2 separate regions of the Mus musculus genome follow, and region 1 is linked to region 2. The links are chromatin loops, found by intact Hi-C in ENCODE. Cell type or tissue: left cerebral cortex. All regions are shown on one strand. Region 1 overlaps Hipk3 (homeodomain interacting protein kinase 3). Region 2 overlaps Tcp11l1 (t-complex 11 like 1).

Evidence for each region. A loop is a pair of places that touch in the nucleus more often than their neighbours do. Peaks named below come from ENCODE experiments on the same cell type or tissue, not always from the same donor. Only the 100,000 strongest peaks of a DNase experiment are listed, where the experiment ranks them.
Region 1: it touches region 2 in a loop (3-fold over the local background); 2 of 42 quality-filtered maps call a loop at or near these places.

Annotation. Positions count from the first base shown.
Region 1 is chr2:104,449,465-104,454,464 of GRCm38, reverse strand. All of the region lies in intron 2 of Hipk3 (homeodomain interacting protein kinase 3), which reads left to right. Among named protein-coding and RNA genes, the nearest start is that of Mir1902, 23 kb to the right of the region's middle. In left cerebral cortex, a CTCF peak has its summit at 2,010 (motif pointing right); no DNase peak of the experiment used is centred here.
Region 2 is chr2:104,683,398-104,688,397 of GRCm38, reverse strand. Tcp11l1 (t-complex 11 like 1) reads left to right here. Exons shown (of 10, transcript NM_177190.5): 7 at 1-20; 8 at 2,854-3,035; 9 at 4,132-4,304. Among named protein-coding and RNA genes, the nearest start is that of Gm6306, 24 kb to the left of the region's middle. In left cerebral cortex, a CTCF peak has its summit at 2,805 (motif pointing left); DNase peaks (open chromatin) are centred at 924 and 2,812.

The DNA of each region.
Region 1 (5,000 bases), 230 kb after region 2:
GATTTAGATACAAGCGGTAAGTGGGGAGAGAGGGGACCCACTTAGAAACAGGAACGTTTAAGACCAGTCAAAAGGATCAAAGGAATCCTCACTGTGTGTGGCTACAACAGAGTCAAGACATGGTTGCCTATTAGAAATATTTCTGGTCTTTCTTGTGAGCGAGGAAAGAGTGAGACTTCAAAGGTTATATACATATAGATTTACAAATTTTAATATCTTTTTTCATTTGTTTGTCAAGACAGAGTCTCAATGTGTAGCCCCTGTTGTCCTAGAACTGACTGTATAGACTAGACTGGTCTCGAACTCAGAGCTCCACATGCTCCTGCTCTCCAAGTGCTGGTGTTAAAGGGATTGGTAATACACCTGGCCTATTTTAGCATTATTATTTGAAATATATCTGTAAGAAAAGGAATAGAAACAAAAAAGGAATATTGTCTCAATATGGCATGCTTTGTGTTGAAATTCTCAGCCTTTGAGAGGCATCATCTAGACTGAGTTGAGAGGTTTCTTCTCCACATCTCTTTCCTGTTTTTCTACTCTGCTGCAGGGAATATAGGATCTGGGAGGCGTAACTTCCTGTAAAAGTCTCATAGGCTTCATAATGGTAGAAGTTATTTATCTTAATGTGAAGTGGTTAAAAGAATGGACACATCTGAGCTCCACTTGCACTTCTTACTGCTGGACAGTCCTGCCAAGGAGCGTACTCGAGTGCCTGATTCTATATTTGTGTGACTACCAAGTAGCTAATACTTTCTAAAATACTTAGCAGGGCTATGGGACACTTATAGTCCGACTCATAGTATTATATTAAAAACATGCTATTATTTCTGTTATTGTATGTATATTTTTATTTTTGGAGATAAGAGTCTCATATCCCAGTCTGGCCTTAGTCCCCAGGTGTGGAGGATAGCCTTGATCTTCTGGTCCACGGTCACCAGCTCCCGAATGCAATGCTGGGTTTACAAGAGAGCACTACTATGCCTGCTTCTGCAGTTTTGAGGATTAACTCAGGGCTTTGTTATGAATGTATTAAATAGATTCCCAGCTCTAGTTACTCTTGTAATTATATGTTCTTTAAATAATTTACATGGAGTGAAAAGTAGGAAGGTGACATGTTGAGAAAAGAAAGGATTTGCTTGGAGGTGGGGTGGAGTTAAAGAGGTCAGGGTGAGCAGATCCAACTATATTGTGTGTGTGTGTGTGTGTGTGTGTGTGTGTGTGAGTGTGAATGTGTGTGTATGAGTGTGTGTGTGAGTGTGTGTGTGTGTGTGTGTGTGTGTGTGTGTAGAAAAGTGCTCTAACAAGGTTACTAGGTTACTTAGGTGAAGATGGGCTGACTCCTGAGCACCTGCACTCCTATTTCATTCTTAGTAAACTTAGAGGGCTGGGTGAGGTGATAGCAGCACTCAGGAGGCAGAGGCAGGGGTATTTCTGAGTTCCAGGCCAGCCTGCTCTACAGATTGACTGAGTTACAGACAGTCAGGGATACACAAATCTTGTCTCAAAAAAATAAAACAAGAAACCTAAAACAACAATAACAAAAGACAAAGAAAGAAACTTCTTTTGCACATTAATATTTCTAATATTACTATTACTACGTCATGAAAGACTGGTTGAAATCTCTGTTGAACACGCTTCTACCCCTGGCCTAGAGGGAACGTTAAAAAGCTACAACTAAAAACCTGATGTCTGCTGGATCATTCAGTCCATGAATACAGGGCAAGCTGTGGTCTCCTGTCCGTTACTATAGCCACTCTTGTCCACGATGTAAACAGACACGTCAAACCCAGAGGAAACTATCAAGATTCTCTTCATCCCCTTTGTCTTTCTATATCCCTTTTCTTTTGCTTGTTGTAGAAAGTTACAGGCTATTTAATCATAAAAGGCTGTAGTAGGTAGTTTCTTAAATTATGGACCTATTTTCAGAAAAAAATTTTTTTAAGGTTTATTTATTTATTATGTAAGTACACTGTAGCTGTCTTCAGTCACACCAGAAGAGGGCATCCAATCTCATTACAGATGGTTGTGAGCCATTGTGTGGTTGCTGGGATTTGAACTCAGGGTCTCTCCAGCTCTCGCTCCAGCCCCGCTTGCTGTAGCTGTCTTCAGACACCCCAGAAGAGGGCATGAAATCTCATGGATGGTTGTGAGCCACCATGTGGGATATGAACTCAGGACTTTCAGAAGAGCAGTCAGTGTTCTTAACCGCTGAGCCATCTCTCTAGCCCCACAAAAATATTTTTCAGGTCAGTTAATATTTTCATTTTCTAAAATGCGATGAATTTCTCAATGGCCTCTGCCTCCAGCTCCAGGGGAGTCCAAAATCTCTGGCCTCCTCAGACACCTGCACACACATACACATACCCACACATAGACATACACATAATTAAAAACAAGTCTTTAAAAAAAAAATCTCAGCTCCATTCTTATACTTGATAATTCTGGGCCCTGCATTTCTTTTCTTTCGTTCATAGCAAACCATTTTAAGATCTGCCACTTTCTGTGCTTCTGTGGGTGGGCTGCACTCAGCCCAGCAGTTCTTGTATGTGAAATCTTTTGCTTACCTGAGTTGTTGCAGTTTGATTGTACAACATTTTCTTTAAATGATCAATGCATTAACAGTTATTTCTATGGCACCTGACCCATTGCTAACTCTCAGTAAATGATATCTGTTTTTGTTCTAAGTCCTAAGATGTTCAGCTGTCTTAAATGCAAGCTGGCTAGCATGTCAGAGTTTCTTGCCTGCTACCTGTTGAACTTATATATTTGATTCTACCAAAAAATTCCTCTAGTTTCATGAGTTCTAAAAGCTTTGTTAAAATTCATTGCTTGGATAGAGAGCACCTGCTATGTGCCAGGCAGTGTTCTTTAGATGCTAGCGTCACAACACTGGAACAAAAAGTCCAAGTCTTGTGCCTTCATAGAATGCTAGTCTGCTGGAGCAAGCGGAAAAGAGACAATGAGCCAATATAGAAATCAGTTGTTGGAAAGTGTTACAAAGGAACAACCGAGCAAGATCTAGACGGAAAGCCAAACGCCACAGAGTCTTCCACTTGTGTAAGACTGCGACAGGGTCTTTGTAATAAAATGATCATTAAGCAGAAAGTCAAATAAGAGAAGGCAATCAAGTCTTGCTTCTTGGAGTAATCTCCCAGGTATCCTTAAGTGGAATCGTTTGAGCAGGTTTGAAGAGGTTTTTGTGCCAATGCAGTTTGCTCACAGCATGTTAAGAGTATGGCAGGAAATCCTGGTGTAGCTGAGGTTTGGGACCACTGTGAGGAATTGTTCACTAAGATAGGATTCTCCTGGGGATTCTAGGGTGAGGAATGCTGTGGTCTGGTGTATGTTGCCTCTCTTGCTGCTATCTTGCTATGTGGCAGAAAACAAGGACAGAAGCTGAAACAGAAGTTGTTGGTGCAATCCAAACAAGATGTCCATCTGGATTAGAGAGTGTAGTCGTGGAGTAATGGTGAAGGTGGAGTAATGTGGTCGGTCAGTTCTGCATCTATTTTGATGCTAGCTAGTGAGATTTGCTAATAGATGTGGAAAGTGAAAGAGAAGGGGCATATTTGACCTTCCTGGCTTGGGGACTGAGAAACCAAAGATGGGGGAAGCTGGAGGGTGGAAGTGGTTAGAGGACATAAGTCTTTTTCAGTTTGTTCACTTTGAGGCACCTTAGATCCACCTCCTTCCCCGTTCCCTGCTTCTCTCCCCTCTCTCTTATGTCTTCCCCTTTGTTTGCCCCCCCCCCTTTCTCTTTCTCTGCTGGACTTCTAACCTGGACTTTGCACATGTTAGGTAAGTGCTCTATCACTGAGCTAAGTTAGTACTCAATCTATCATTTTTTTAAAAATTGCCAAGAAGTATACACAGTTTATTGCCCATCATCTGATAAATGGTCACCTAAAATGTATGCAACGGGCTAGGTACTATTTAGCAATAAAAAAGAAATACTAAGAATATAGTACATAAACAAAAGCTGTTGGGATGACCCATACCTTTAGTTCCAGAATTTAGGAGGTAGAGTCAGATGGACTTCGGAGTTCCAGGCCACTCTGGACTGCAGAGCAAAATGGAAGCTGGCTAGCCAGGACTACATAGTCAGACTCTTGAGTACAGGTTACAGAATGCAGGTGATCAGTTTGTTGTGATTCCTCAGGGAAAATAAATGTAGAAAGAGAAGGTTGATGTTCAAAGTTAAGCTAGGTACAAGAGTTAATGAAGCAGAGCTAAGACGTTGGTTACTGAGAACATTATGCCTCTGTCCTAAACACTGTGCTTTAATGGTTGCACAGTTCTGTGACTGTTTTGGAACTCCTCAGGACTGTGCCTGTCTTGTCTGGTTTTTGTCATTGTTGTTTGTTCTTAAAACCTTTCCCATACCTGCCTCTAGCTTAGAAGACCTCTGAATTGAGTGGTTTTAATATTCCCAAAGATTAATAATTTTTTTATCTTGTTTAAATTGGTGTTGTATATCTCAGTTGTCTTTACCCTGTCAAAGTCAGGAAAGCATGCAGGTGCACACACACTCTTATCATGAAGCAGCATAGAGCACACCTGCCTTTTATGTTGAAGAAATCATCATTGCCTTGAGCTTGATCAGACCTGGGCTTAAGTCTGAGGCCTAACACATCAGCATTACGCTTACTTCATTAACACAAAGAAATGAAGATTTCTGCTTGTAAAATCACTCTAGTGGGAGACATCTTCTGACCAGTTCTCCTCCCTGTTCTACTCCTACCCTGGCACCCCAGGACCTCATGCTTGCTAGGAAGGCCTTCTAAGGTTGAACTACATCCATAGCTCAATACTTCTTGATGAAAATACCACCAACACAGATTCAGAGTTTAATAGTGACAGCCCATGGTACCTGCAATTATAGGTATAGTTGTTTCTAGAACTGGACATACTGAACCTAAACCAAGACAGCCCTTTTCCTAACAGCGATGGAATTATTTTGCTAGTAACTCAACATTTGACTTGAACAAGTAGGTAAAAAT
Region 2 (5,000 bases):
TCCAGAGACCTTTCCCTGAGGTAGGTGCTGTGGGCACCTTAGCCATTCACACGCTGTCTCAAGGGGCACAGTTGGTTTTTTGTTGTTGTTTTTTTTAAAGACTCTTATTGTTCTAGCACATATGTGTACATTCTACATATGAGAAAATATGCAATGTGGTCCTTCTTTTCCATTCCCACATCATTCTCTCTTGTTCTCCTCCCTTTGTGTTTTTGAGACAGGGGTTTTCCATGTACCCTTGGCTGTCCTGGAGCTTGCTATGCATTCCTGGGTAGTCTTGAACTTGTGGAGATCTGCCTGTCCTTTCCTCCTTAGCATGTGTCACTCCGTGCTTTCTGGTATATTTTCAGACTTATACAGTCCCCCTGGCAGCATCGTTAGCCAGCGGACTTTTCTCCTCCTTTCAGTTCTGCTTTCCATATTTGTCTGTTCTGGATAGTTCTTATTGTTTGTTGTTTGTTTGTTTTTTAAGATTATTTAATGTATATGAGTACACTGTTTTTATTCAATTTGTCATGATTTTTTTTTTAAAGAAAAGATGTGTATGGGTGTTGCACATCCTTAATTTCTGAGTTCAAGGCCAACCTGGTCTACAAAGTGAGTTCTGGAGATAGTTCAGACAGAGAAATCCTGTCTCGAAAAAACAAAAACAAAAAACCAAAAATAAATAAATAAATAAATAAATAAATAAATAAAATAAAAAACCATAAAAACAAACAAACAAGCAAACAAAAAACCCTGGTTTTGTTTCACAGCTTGCTCTCCAGAAACTTCTGCCACTCCCACGGTGAGCATTATCCTAAGCAGGTCTAGCTGCAGGAACCATTCAAGAGGATGACTAATGAGGGGTTCCCCACTTCTCTGGCAGAAACTAAGCTGGTGTGTGGCTTCCTCTGTCTTCTTTGAGAGCACTTGTTCCTTTTTTCAGCTTCAGACCTGCAGCTTCTGTAAACGTCTCTGTCATGGCCCCTGTGTTTCCTTTCAAGAGCTGTAAGCTTCCCTTCTTGCCTGAGTTCCCTGTTGGTACTAAAGGGGACCTAAAGGTGGTGTTGGCTTGTTAGAAATTGTGACACTGGGTAGTGGCATGAGATCTTCTGGAGGGAAGTTCTCGACCTGACACTTCTCTTACAATGGGAAGATGGTGGTTTTTACTGGGACTGCATGTCTGTTATTGGCAGTCTTCTGCATCCTGAAGTCAAGTCTTGCCACGCTAACTGATATCATGCCTTTGTGAGCAGTGAGATAAATGGAAGCTGTTAATGAAGAAACCTCAGTCTTCAGGGAGGTTTAACCTCCTAAGGAGTCCGGGCTCTGACTCCGTTATCTGGTTATTGTTTTCAACACTATAGCCCATTCCCAAACTCTTGTTGATCCTCCTGCCTCAACATTTCAGGATTACAACATAGACCACATCCCTGTTATCTTCTTACAGCAAAGCAGGTTCATTCATTCTGTCTGTCTGTCTGTCTTTCTTCTCTCGCTCTTCTTTTTTCTTTTAGTTTTATTTATTTTATGTATGTGAGTACACTGTCACTCTCTTCAGACACACCAGAAGAGGGCATCAGATCCCATTATATTTGTGAGCCACCATGTAGTTGCTGGGAATTGAATTCAGGACCTCTGGAAGAATAGTTGGTATTTTTAACTGTTAAGCCATCTCTCCAGACCCCAGCAAAGAGGTTCTTAGAGCTTGTCTGATTAACCTGTGAAAACTCAGATCTGGGCCAGGCATTGTAGTGCACACTTATAACCCCAGTGCTCTGAAGGCAGAGGCAGGTGGATTTCTTTGAGTTTGCCGCCAGCCTAGTCTACAGAGTGAGTTCCAGGACAGCCACAGCGATGTGGTGAGATCCAGCCCCCAAGCCTACCCACCCCCCAAAGAAAACAACCAAAAACCTCTGAACTGAATCAACACCTTTTTGACCTTGCTGCTTTTCCCTCATCTCCTCTGGTAGCTAGGGATAGTCAGGTAGGGTGGGACCTGGGTCCTTTAACACTAGTGTCTCTGTAGGGAAGGCCTGGGTCCTTTAACACTAGTGTCTCTGTAGGGAAGGCTTGGGTTCTTTAACATGAGACGAAGTCCACTTTCAGGTGGCTTTTATGTGGTTATGAGTTCTGCTCAATTTGTCATTTCTGACTGTTCTCTTTATTTACATACCTGAGTTGGTTATTGTTTTTGTTTGTTCTGAGACAGCCTCACTTTGTATCTCAGGCTGGCTTTAGACTCATAGCAATCCTCCTGTCTCAGCTTTCTGAGTGTATTTGTGGGTGGGTGGAGGGGTGCCCACCTTGGAGCTCTTGGAGTTCTTGGGGCTCCTTTGTGCTATGGATATGAGGATGAATAGCCGTAGGCTCTGCTTCAAGATTCTCCCATCTATCAGCATAGGTGATTTCCTGATTTGTGGGGGATAAAAATGGGGTCACCTCAGGACTTGGATGTTTCCCTTTCAAGTCTGGGACAGTTAGTTCTGGACACATAGGAAGGCATTGGGCACCCTAGCTTCATCTTCTTTCCCTTCCCTTCCTGCTACTGTACCTCCCCTCCTACTGATGGAGTAGTGGCTTTCAGCTGCTCCCCTGCTGGGGGTTTCTTCATCTTTCAAGGCGCTGTAAAAAGGGCTGTCCCTTTTTGTATAGTCTCAGACAGTAAAGGCACTTGCCTGAGGTCATAGTCCTGTGAAGGGTTGGGTTTATCGCCAGACCTGCCTGAGCTAACATGTGGTGCTCTTCTAGCTCTGAAAGGCATGCAGGACATCTGAAAGGGTACCACAGAGCAGGCGGAGGTGCGGCTCTGCTGCCCTCTGCTGGCCATCTTGAATTTCTGCTCAGCAGTGCCGCGTGTGTTCATTGCAGACAGTTTTGATGGACCAGTCTCGTTTCCAAGAGCTCCAGCTCCAGCTGGAGCAGCTGGCCGTCCTGGGAGCCGTGCTGCTGGTCACGTTCAGTACCGCTGCACCGGGAATTTCTGGGCATGCCGACTTTGCCGAGAAGCTCAAGATGATGGTGAAGACTCTGCTAACGGACATGCATCTGCCGTAAGTGGCTGGGACCCTAGAGTGGATGGACTTGTAGTGTACAGTGGGAGTTTCCCAGTGTGAGGCCACTAGGAGATTAGAGAAGACTTTGCCTACCTGAAGTTTATTTATGGCTATCATGTTCAAGCTACAGGGAACTGTGGATTTTACAAGGCTCTAGGGCTGTGGTTTTCAAATGTCTGAAAGGCTCAGAGCCCACAATGAGCAACGTGGCTGTGACCAGAACATTCTAACACAGATAGACTGAAGTAGACACCTCCCGAGGTAGAACTTGTCCTATGTTTAACCTGTTTTCTAACTTAATCTTATTTACTAACCAGTCACCCCACTGACTTGCACCTACTGAGTTGTTCAACTAGCAGTAAATACCATGACCTTAGAGAATCCAGTGGAACGTAGACCTTGGCCCCAGGACAGTCAGTTGCTCTAGCGCCTGAAAGGAAAAACAGAAATCCACAGCTAGCCTTAGCTGTCTTCTGTCTCAAAAAACCAAACCAACCAAAACAGCTGCAGAGGTTGGGGATATGCCTCAGCTGGCAATGTGCTTACTATATATGAGCCTGGGGCTTGATCTCCAGCATGGTTAAAAAAAAAAAAATCAAGATACAGAAGAGCATTTGATGAATAGGGCTTCCCTGTCCTGTCCCACGGCTACCCAGTTTCTGGTTCCTGTGTTTCCTCTGTTGGTTGTTAGAAGCCAGCTCTGATTCACTGATGGCATGAGCTTTGTGCTTTGAAGCTTGGGATGTAGCTCTGTTGGGAGAGTGCATGCCTACTGCATGTGCCTAACATGCTCAGAGCACTGTAAAACCCGACATCGTAGCTCACAGGTCTAATCTTGGGAAATAGAGGCAGGAGCATCTGAAGTTGACAGTTTTCCTCCGCTGTAAAGTACAAGTTCTAGACCAGCCTGGGTTCTATGAGACCCCGCCCACAGCAGAGAGCAACCACTTTGGTATGATTAAAAAGGATCACAGCCTAGGAGATGAGGGAGCAGGGAAGGGAGCCACAGGTCCCACACGCTGTCATCCTTGTCACGACAGGGCCAGGGTTGCATCCCTTGGTCTCCTGCTCCTCTTTCCCCTCTCTGTTCTAGTTCCTTCCATCTGGAGGACGCCCTGGCTTCCATTGGCGAGAAGGTGTGCCTGGAGGTGAGCAGCTGCCTCTCCCTGTGTGGCTCCTCCCCATTCTCCGTTGCTAAGGAGACCGTGCTCAAGGGCCAGATTCAGGCCCTCGCCAGTCCCGAGGACCCCATTCGCAGGATCATGGGTACGTTGAAGGGACATTCTCTTGGAGGGTGTCTTATTTACTTCCTATTGCTGTAGTGAAATACGATGACCAAAAGCAACTTGGGGGGGGGGGATTTGTTTCATCTTAGAGTTGTCAGGTCATACTCTGTCACTGAGGAATTCGAGGCAGGAGCTGGAGCAGAAGAAGCCACGGAGGAATGCTGCTTATTGGCTTGCTCTCCATGGCTTGCTCAGCCGGCTTTCTTATATAGCCCAAGTCACCTTCCAGGGTGACACCACTCAAGTTAGCTGGGATGTCCTATCTCAATAATTAACACACCTTTAATCCCAGCACCTGGGAAGCAGAGGCAGGAGGCCCCACAACAGCCAAGACTCTACAGAGAAACCCTCCCTCGGAAAAGAAAAAGAAAGAAAAGAAAGAAGAGCAAATATCCCACAAACCTGTCTCCATCTGACACAGGCATTTTCTCAATTGAGGTTCCTCTTCCAAGATGACTTTAGCTTGTGTAAGCAACAGTAAAGATGCAGTGATTAGAACAGAGGGCTGGAGGGCAGGCCCTCAAAGGAAAACAGAGCTAGGCATGCAGTACAATCTAACCAGCAGTCAGGAGAGAGAAGCAAGCGGATCTCTGTGAGTTTGAGGCCAGCCTGGTCTACATAGTAAGTTCCAGGCAAGCCTGAGACCTATAGTGAAACCTTGCCTTAAACCAGCCAG